Regions from separate parts of the Homo sapiens genome. Here region 2 is linked to region 1. A link is an interaction called in ENCODE POLR2A ChIA-PET data of the cell type or tissue named here. Cell type or tissue: GM12878. All regions are shown on one strand.

Region 1 (5,000 bases):
GAGGTTTGTACTATAGTGCCATGGCCACTAAGCTCCCTTCCCCATGGCTGAACTCCAAGTTAAACTGTTTAGAGAGGCTGCACAAATCTGTTATCCTGTGCACTCTGGGTTGGTTACAATATGATGCAGCAGTCACCAACCTCTAGGATTCTGTGTGTTCTTCAACAACTAATTGGAAGACAGTTTTGTTAGGAACTGTTTTACGATGGGCTTCTATAACTTTTGTGAATGTCAGGCATGGTGCTGGGTGCTTTGGATACATTCATTATCTCTAATTCTCTCAAAGACCCACCAGAGGAGGTCACTGATACCTAGAGAGTTACTCACCAGGATCACAAGGCTACCAAACCAGTGTTAGATAAACTTAGACACATTAAAATTTTAAAAAGGTTTGAGACCGCGATTCATGAATTGGACATTGCCAAACCACAATTTGATTCGTTGAAGTGGAAGTCCCTAGTTAGAGGCTAGTTGGTGGTTTCTGATTGGTAGTTTCTAGTTAGAGGTTAGCAGGTTTTGACTGGTTATGCTTAAGTTTTGTTTTCCTAGGCCACTTTGAGTTGGGTTTTGATTTGCTTAGAAAGGAACCTAAGGCACTAGAGAAGTCTGAGTCTAATGGCCTCTCATTTATTTATTTATTATTTATTTATTTTTGAGATCGAGTTTTGCTCTGTCACCCAGGCTGGAGTGCAGTGGCGTGATCTCGGCTCACTGCACCTCCGCCTCTCGGGCTCCAGCAATTTGCCTGCCTCAACCTCCCGAGTAGCTGGGATTACAGGCGCCCACCACCATGCCCAGCTAATTTTTTTATTTGTAGTGGAGATGGGGTTTTGTCATGTTGGCCAGGCTGGTCTCAAACTCCTGAGCTCAAGTGATCGGTGTGCCTCAGCCTCCCAAAGTGCTGGGATTACAGGCGTGATCCACTGTGCCCGGCCTTAATTATTTACTTTATTACCAGGTAATTTTTAATTGTGCCTGTCTGACTTGGATACAACTAAACAAGCCAAGAACAGTGCTTCTCAAACTGTGAGTAAGGTTGATTTTTAACATTTCCAATTCATCACAGACTGGTAATTTTGTAAAATATAAAACAAAGTAAAATACATGCAAAATACAAGCTCAAACTTATTACATTTAATAGACATACTCTGTGAATTTGCTGTAAATGTTTCTGAACACTTACCCTGAAGGTTTGTACTGATCTTATCACAGAATGGCAGTAGAACAGAGCAGTGGCTCTTAGTCATGAAGGCACAGCTGAATCATATCCAGAGCTTTTCCTAACTACATGTGCCTGCCTTTCACCCAGACTCTGATTCAGCAGGCCTGGTGTTTAGTAGATACTCCCTGGGGGATTCTGATGTCCATCCCTGGTTAAGAACTACTCACTGCTCTAAGATGTTACCAAAGCCATTTTCTATCTTGGTGCCATTCAGAGAATCAAAGTCCCCTTTCAGAATTCACTAAAACCAGTAAAGGATGAGGGATGGGGGTGGCAAAACTACCAAGGAATTGAAAGATGCAAGAGTTGTCCTCTATAACATCTGCATTACTACCTGATGCTATTTCAATCTTTTCAACTTAAAAATTTTGGTGTTTGGTTCAAGGACGGAATCTCTGAGCAGCAAATTAGAAGCAGTCAAAATTGCATTTAGCAAATAATCACTCCCATCTAAGATAACACCTATGTTTCCTCCTACACAGCCCTGCCTTTGTAAAAACTGGCCACCTCCTGCATCTGCATTTGAGGGATTCTGGGAATTGTCCACACCCCAGAAAAATGGTGCATCCTTAACTTATCCCAGAGGATAGCCCGCTGGTGGGGCAGCCAGTCATTTTCAGAAGAAACAGCCTGGGAAGAGAAACCACTCCACCTTTTGAGATCAGGGCCAATGTGACAGGTAGGGAGATGAGGGATAAGCCTCACAGGAAGACTCCATAGAAACCTCAGTGAGAATAAGAAGTGCTGATGAATTCCCTCCAGAAAAATAATCCAGTGACCTCAGTGTCCCAAAGGAGATGAGGACCAATAGGATGCTTGTGAAAAAAATCACAAATAGGCAGACTGAGCCAAAATGCAATTTATTTTCTTCACTACTCCTAGTAATTAGTTTTTATTTATATCACTGGTGTGTGTGTGTGTGTGTGTGTGTGTGTGTGTTCAACTGACACTACCACAGTGTTAAATCGGTAATAGGGTTTGATGTACACAATGTATACTCTTTTCTCTCAGTCCCAGTCCTTGAAAGGTATTTTCATATAGCAAGTGCTCAATAACATTTGAGAATATTCCTCCCACTTCACTCTCTAAAATAGATTGAAAACTTCTTGATGGACAATTGTTTCCAGGCTACATCAAGGGCTGCAACAAATCAACAGAAAAATACCAAAAGAAAAACAGGGCCAGGCGTGGTAGCTCACACCTATAATCCCAGCACTTTGGGAGGCCAGGGCAGGCAGATCACCTGAGGTCAGGAGTTCGAGACCAGCTTAGCCTAGTAAAGATGGTGAAACCCTGTCTCTACTAAAAATACAAAAAATTAGCCGGGTGTGGTGGTACATGCCTGTAATTCCAGCTACTAGGGAGGCTGAGGCAGAAGAATCGCTTGAACCTGGGAGGTGGAGGTTGCAGTGAGACGGGATGGCGCCACTGTACTCCAGCCTGGGCAACAGAGTGAAACCCCGTCTCTATAAAAGTAACAAAAAATTAGCTGGGCATGGTGGCGCACACCTGTAGCCCCAGCTACTTGCGAGGCTTGGGATAGGAGAATCACCTGAGGTTGAGGCTGCAGTGAGCTGTCATCGCATGCCACTGCCCTCCAGCCTGGGCGATAGAGCGAGACCCTGTCTCAAAAGAAAGAAAGAAAAGAAAACCAGGCAAAAGGCAAAAGACCATTTCATGGAAAGGGAAATAAAAGTAGCAAAGACATAAAAGAAAAACAAAAACGCTCAATCTCACCAATGATTGGGAAAAATGCAAAAATGAGTTTTGACTCATCATACTGGCAAAAATTATGGTATTACCAAGCACTGACAAGGATAATGGGAAATACAGTCATCGTTGCTTAATGACGGGGATACATCCTGAGCAGTGCATCATTAGGCAATTTCATCATTGTGTGAACATCACAGAGTACTTACACAAACCTAGACAGTACAGCCTACTTACATGGTAGAGTTTATGGGCTACAAACCTGTACAGCATGTTGCTGTACTGAATACTGTAGACAACTGTAACACAATGGTATTTGTCTGTCTAAACACAGAAAAGATACAGTAAAAATACGGTGTAAAAGATAAAAAATGGTATACCTGTCTAGGGTATTTATCTGAATGGAGCTTGCAAGACTGGAAGTTTCTCTAGGTGAGTCAGTGTGTGAGATGTCAGTGAATGTGAAGGCCTAGGACATTACTGTACCCTACTGTAGACTTTACACTATACACTTATGCTACACTAAATTAAAAAATTTTTCTTCAATAAATTTAACCTTAGTTCACTGTAATTAACTTTTTGGCTCTCTTTTAATAACACTTATCTGAAAACACAAACACACTGTACAGCTGTATAAAAATATTTTCTTTATAGTCTCATTCTGTAAGCTTTTTTCCTATTAAAATTTTTAAAAATTTATTTACTTTTTAATTTTTTCTTGTCAAAAACCAGGACACAAATACACATTAGCCTAGGTGTACACAGGGTCGGGATCATCAATATCACTGTCTTCCACCTCTACATCTTGTCCCACTGGACGGTCTCCAGGGGCAATACGCGCATAGAGCTGTCATCTCCTATGATAACACTGCCTTCTTCTGGAATCCCTCCTGAAGGACCTGCCTGAGGTTGTTTTACAGTTAACTTTTTTTTTTTTTAGAAACTGATGTTTATTTTCCATCAACCATTTTTCCATGTTGCTTAAGAGCCTATGCAAGAACAGCTTAAGACCAGTCAGTGGTTGCTCCTACCCATTCAGTGGCCTGAGCAGTGGGAGCTGCAGACCAGTCTTCCGTGGCAGGCTGAGCGCTCCCGTCTTCAGTAGGGAATAGGCACAGAGGGCACCTGTACACCTTCAGACCAGTCTGCAACCTCAGGCTGAGTAACAGTGAACTCAGGAGCTGGAGCAGTCCATTCACCCTGAAATTCCTCCTTGGTCACTGCCTTTTCAGCAGCAGCCTGCTCTTCTCTTTCAATCTCTTCAGGATCTCTGTAGAAGTACAGATCAGGCATGACCTCCCATGGGTGTTCACAGGAAATGGTGCCACGCATGCGCAGAACTTCCCGAGCCAGCATCCACCACATCAAACCCACTGAGTGAGCTCCCTTGTTGTTGCATGGGATGGCAATGTCCACATAGTGCAGAGGAGAATCTGTGTTACACAGCGCAATGGTAGGTAGGTTAACATAAGATGCCTCCATGAGAGGCTGGTGGTCAGCCCTGGGGTCAGTAACCACAAGAAGCCGTGGCTCCCGGAAGGCTGCCTGGATCTGGTTAGCGAAGGTTCCAGGAGTGAAGCGGCCAGCAATTGGAGTGGCTCCAGTGGCAGCAGCAAACTTTAGCACGGCCCTCTGGCCAGTATTCCTGGAGGATATAACACTGACATCAGCAGGGTTTTCAATGGCAACAATAGCACGAGCTGCCAGCAGAAGCTTCTCCCAGGTCCTCTTCAGATTTATGATATAGATGCCATCACTTTTCCTTTTATAGATGTACTGTTCCATCTGGAAGTCAAGATTGGTGCCACCTAAGTGAGTTCCTGCTGCAAGGAACTTAAGGACATCCTCCTCCTTCATTTGCAGGACATCAAGGGCTCCGGACATTGTGAAAGTTTCCCTTTAAGTTACGATGGGAATCCAGAACAACGCCGTATGGACCCCTCTGCAGGTAGCGTGGAAAGGACTTTTTTTTTTTTTTAATAAGTAGAGAGTATACTTAAAAGATAAAAAGCACAGTATAGTAAGTACATAAACCAGTAACACACTTATTATCAAGTATTATGTATTG
Region 2 (5,000 bases), 68 kb after region 1:
ACTACTGGCATGTGCCAGCACACCTAGCTAATTTTTAAATTTTTTGTAGAGATGGGGTCTCAGTATGTTGCCCAGGCTGGTCTCAAACTCCTGGGCTCAAGCCATTTTCCTGCCTCAGCCTCTCAAAGTGCTGGAATAACAGGTGTGAGCCACTGTGCCTGGCCAAATTTAACAAAGATGTCTCCTAAAAATGAGAGATGCTAAAAAGGGGAATTGGATAGCTGATATCAAGGAAGGGAAGGAAACTTGTTTTTTTACTGTATATGGTTTTCTAATTGTTGATTTTTTTACATGTGCATATATGTTACCTATTTAAAAAGCTAAAGCTTAAAACCAACCAATCTATGTTCAAAATCAAAACAAAAAAATTCTTCTGCCTCAGCCTCCTGAGTAGCTGGGACTACAGGCACGTGCCACCACGCTCAGCTAATTTTTGTATTTTTAGTAGAGACGATGTTTCACCATGTTGGTCAGGCTGGTCTTGAACTCCTGACCTTGTGATCCGCCTGCCTCGGCCTCCCAAAGTGCTGGGATTACAGGTGTGAGCCACCGCACCCGGCCAAGACAGCCTAAAATTTTAAAACTGTTTTGGTTACAAAGCTGGACAGGAATAGAAAGTGAAGAAATGAAAGCTTCCAACGTCGCTGGGAGAGCTAGTCACTGCCCACAGACCATGGGGTGCGTCATCTAAGGGAAAGACAGAGGTGTGGGGGACAACCTGGCTCCAGGTCCTCCAGCAGCTCCTACTTCCTGCTAGTGCCAGGATTACCACTTGAGTGTTCTAAGGTCTCCCTGCTTCAAATTAACAGAGATTAAAAGGATACAGAAATAATGCAGTATGAGAACATTTACGAGATTCTGGTTCAGGTATCAGCAAAGTATGTATGCATTTAGAACTGGAAAAAGTCTATGTTCTGTTGTTCAGCATCACAGAGACATAAAAAATTCAGCATCACAAATCAGAAATGTATACAAGCTTTTGTAATTTGGTCACTTTTCAGGTGAGAGAGGTCCTATATCTAATTCCTAACCCTCCATCCAGTGATAAATGTCAAACTAATGGATACAAGGTTAATTCTGTGGTCCAACGATAAATGTAGTATATATATTTCAATGACATTTTCTAACTACCAAAAAAGGGAAATTAGATTCCCGACTTACACTCTGTACAAATTCCTAGTAGGTTACAAATTTAATGTTAATGCCAAAACAAACATAAAAACCCAAAACAGAATGGTTTTAGAGATCTAAAAAAAGCAGGAAACCTCAAATAAAAGCATAAGATTGACATATTTGAATATATACAAATTGAAATTTTTTCTGAAGAAAAAAATCATTAACAAAGTAAAAAAAGCAATCAACTACAATACATAATAGATTTTAAATTCCTGTAATTCAAAAAGCTTTTATAAATCGATAAGGAAATCATAAATCATCCGAGAGAAAAAGGAGGTACAGGATGTGCACAGGCAATTACTAAGAGGAAATCTAGATAGCTAGTAGACATGACAACAGACTCAACCTCACTGGTGGACAAGGAAATGTAGAGTAAAGCAACAAGGGATATCATTTAAAAAAAAAATCTAGATTGGGCCAGGCACGGTGGCTCACACCTGTAATCCCAGCACTTTGGGAGGCTGAGGCAGGCAGATCACCTGAGGTCGGGAGTTCAAGACCAACCTGACAACATGGAGAAACCCCGTCTCTACTAAAAATACAAAATTAGCCGGGTGTGGTGGCACATTCCTGTAATCCTAGCTATTTGGGAGGCTGAGGCAGGAGAATTGCTTGAACCCGGGAGGCGGAGGTTGCAGTGAGCCGAGATCACGCCATTGCACTCCAGCCTGGGCAACACAGTGAGACTCTGTCTCAAAAAAAAAAAAAAAATCTAGATTGAGAAAAACTAGAGGGTAACATTCAGGGATGGTAGAGATGTAGACAAAGGAAAAATCTGATATGTTGCTGGCAGAAGTGTGAACTATTACAACCTTCTGAAAAGTGATCCAGCAGTAGCTATTAAAATTAATGCATGTATACCTTTTGCAACAGAAATCCTAATCCTAAAATCAAAAAACAAAAGCACCAGTATCTAAGGGTATATATACATATAGAATTTTTTTTTTCTGGTTTGTAGTAGCAAAAACACCAATAAAAACAACAAAGTAGAAACATCTTAAATGTCATTAACAGAACCTTCCCCAGAATATGGAATAAGTATTATGCAGCTATTAAAAAAGAAACAATGTTATATTTGTATCTGTTGAGCCAGAGAGTTGGCCATGATCTATTCAGTAAAGCAACTTGCCTGAGTAATATATATAATATAGCCAATTTTGGTAAAAAAAAAAAAAAAAATTCCAACTATCATCCAGAACTCCATAAGTATGATTATGTTTGTATTTGCAGGAGAAATGATGTCAAAGAATACTAATATTGGTAGAAATGGGGATCTCTTATTTAAGTTTTGTATATTTTTGTATTTTTCAGTAGTTTTATCAGTAGCAGTCTTTTGTAATTTTTGAAAAGGAGCTTGACAAATAAAATTTACTTGAGAGTTCTTTATCCCATTTAGTGACTGTTTAAAGAGAATTGGGACTATGAACTCCTGTTTCTCTGCTGGAAGTCAATTACATTCAACAACTCCCCCAGTGATTTCTCCCCTGACCACAACATGGCCCAAATGTACATCTCAGGCACCAACGAACAAACACCAAGTATACAGAACAGATAATGTTATCCACTTACTCAAAGTATACTTATTTTCAGCCAACTCTACTGGGTACTAGGAACAGGGCAGTGAATAAGGCAGGCACATTGCCAGTATTCATCTCTTTTTTTATTTTTTATTTTTGTAGAGACAGGGTCTCCCTATGTTGTCCAAGCTGGTCTCAACCTCTTGGGCTCAAATCATTCTCCTGCCTTAGCCTCCCAAAGTACTGGGATTACAGGCATGAGCCACTACTCCTGGCCCAAGTCTTCATCTTCATTCTGGTTTTCTTTGTGGACATTCTTCGGAAGCATATTGTTTATATGATTCTTACCATAGGTAGGTACAAGAGCAAGTCACACAGAATGCCAGTCATTACTACAGGAGGAAATCTGAGGTGCAAAACTATTTACATTTTCCAGGAAGTATAATTCTTTGGGTGCTAACTTTTGGAAAGATTATATCCAGACCTTTTGGAAAGATTATATTCAGAGATAATACTTTCCAGTGCTTCACAGTCCACCTCTCCCTATTTATTTAAATGCTACATAAAAGCCTTATTATACCAATTCTTAGTGAATTTCCAGTTCAATCCATTTTTTTTCTGTTGACATCTGACAGACACCAGCAGAGAGAATTTTGCCTTGAGCTTGGAAAGATGTTGTTTAAAGTGATGTCTCCAGGAATAAAGTCTGAAGGAAAAATGGTTTGTTTCTAAGTACGTACTATGTCCATTAACTATGCTACCCAAAAAAACACAAAAAATGTAAACCCAAAATAAACTTCTAACACCTCTCCAACCATCTGAATGGACTTCCTTCTCAGCCAGGGTGTCAGAGGTGTTCAAACCAGAGCAACTCCATCTTGAGTGAGGGCAAGGAAAATGAGGCTGGGACTTGCTGGGCTGCCTTCCCAGCATCTAGCCTCTAGATGTTTCCGGTGAAGGGAACAGATTGATAATATTTACTAAACAGACCCAGACTTGGGACTGTCCTAATATCCCAATATATGGAGAGCAAAGGCATTCCTAATTTTGCTTTAAAGATAATAATATTGATTCTTGCAAAATACAGTAATTAAGAACGAATGCTTGTAGCAGAGCACATCCCCCCATGATCTTTTTATCCTGTATATAAACAAGCACTGTACCCAGGGTGGATGCTTTCCTTCTCTTTCAGGAACGCCCTACTGTGTCTATGGAGTAGCTGTACTTTCACTACTTTGCTTTCTTAATAAACCTGCTTTTACTTTGCGCTGTGGACTCACCCTGAATTCTTTCTTGCACAAGATCTGAGAACCCTCTCTTGGGGTCTGGTTCGGGACCCCTTTCCTGTAACAAGGGCACTTTTAAAATTTAACGTGAAAGACTGGTTTAGGACATGATGGGAGGTGGGGGTCAGACATGCCTCATTATACCTCTCTGATATTAACATCAACACAGACTTTAAGCCTGAAAAGAAACATTTTACAACCTATTCTCTCTAAAGCCTACCACCTGAAGGCTTCCTCTGCAAATAAAAACTTTGGTCACCACAATTCTTTTTTTTTTTTTTTTCTGAGATGGAGTCTCACTCTGTTGCCCAGGCTGGAGTGCAGTGGCGCAATCTTGGCTCACTGCAACCTCCGCCTCCCGGGTTCACGCCATTCTCCTGCCTCAGCCTACCGAGTGGCTGGGATTACAGGCATGTGCCACCATGCCCGGCTACTTTTATTTTATTTTTTAATTTTTAATAGAGATAGAGTTTCACCATGCTGGCCACGCTGGTCTCAAACTCCTGACCTTGTGATCCACCCACCTCGGCCTCCCAAAGTGCTCGGATTACAAGCATGAGCCACCGTGCCTGGCCCCACCATTTTTTCTTTTCTTTTTTTTTTTTTTTTGAGACGGAGTCTCGCTCTGTAGCCCAGGCTAGAGTGCAGTGGCGCGATTTCAGCTCACTGCAAGCTCCACCTCCTGGGTTCACGCCATTCTCCTGCCTCAGCCTCCCGAGTGGCTGGGATTACAGGCATGTGCCACCATGCCCGGCTAATTTTTTTTATTTTTAATAGAGACAGAGTTTCACCATGCTGGCCAGGCTGGTCTCGAACTCTTGACCTCATGATCTACCCACCTCGGCCTCCCAAAGTGCTGGGATTACAGGCATGAGCTACCGTGCCCGGCTCCACCTTTTTTTTTTTTTTTTTTTTTTTTTTTGCATTGGTGTGATCTCCGCTCACTGCAAGCTCCGCTTCCTGGGTTCACGCCATTCTCCTGCCTCAGCCTCCCGAGTAGCAGGGACTACAGGTGCCTGCC

Evidence for each region. Peaks named below come from ENCODE experiments on the same cell type or tissue, not always from the same donor. Only the 100,000 strongest peaks of a DNase experiment are listed, where the experiment ranks them.
Region 2: POLR2A ChIA-PET joins it to region 1 with 6 read pairs; 5 of 35 experiments call an interaction of 5 or more read pairs at or near these places.

What each region holds. Positions count from the first base shown.
Region 1 is chr2:62,146,193-62,151,192 of GRCh38, reverse strand. It overlaps the pseudogene RPSAP26. Among named protein-coding and RNA genes, the nearest start is that of B3GNT2, 47 kb to the left of the region's middle. RefSeq lists an enhancer at 563-642. In GM12878, no CTCF peak of the experiment used is centred here; no DNase peak of the experiment used is centred here; H3K27ac peaks cover 4,812 bases.
Region 2 is chr2:62,078,141-62,083,140 of GRCh38, reverse strand. The region is part of intron 2 of COMMD1 (copper metabolism domain containing 1); the gene reads right to left. Among named protein-coding and RNA genes, the nearest start is that of B3GNT2, 120 kb to the left of the region's middle. In GM12878, no CTCF peak of the experiment used is centred here; no DNase peak of the experiment used is centred here.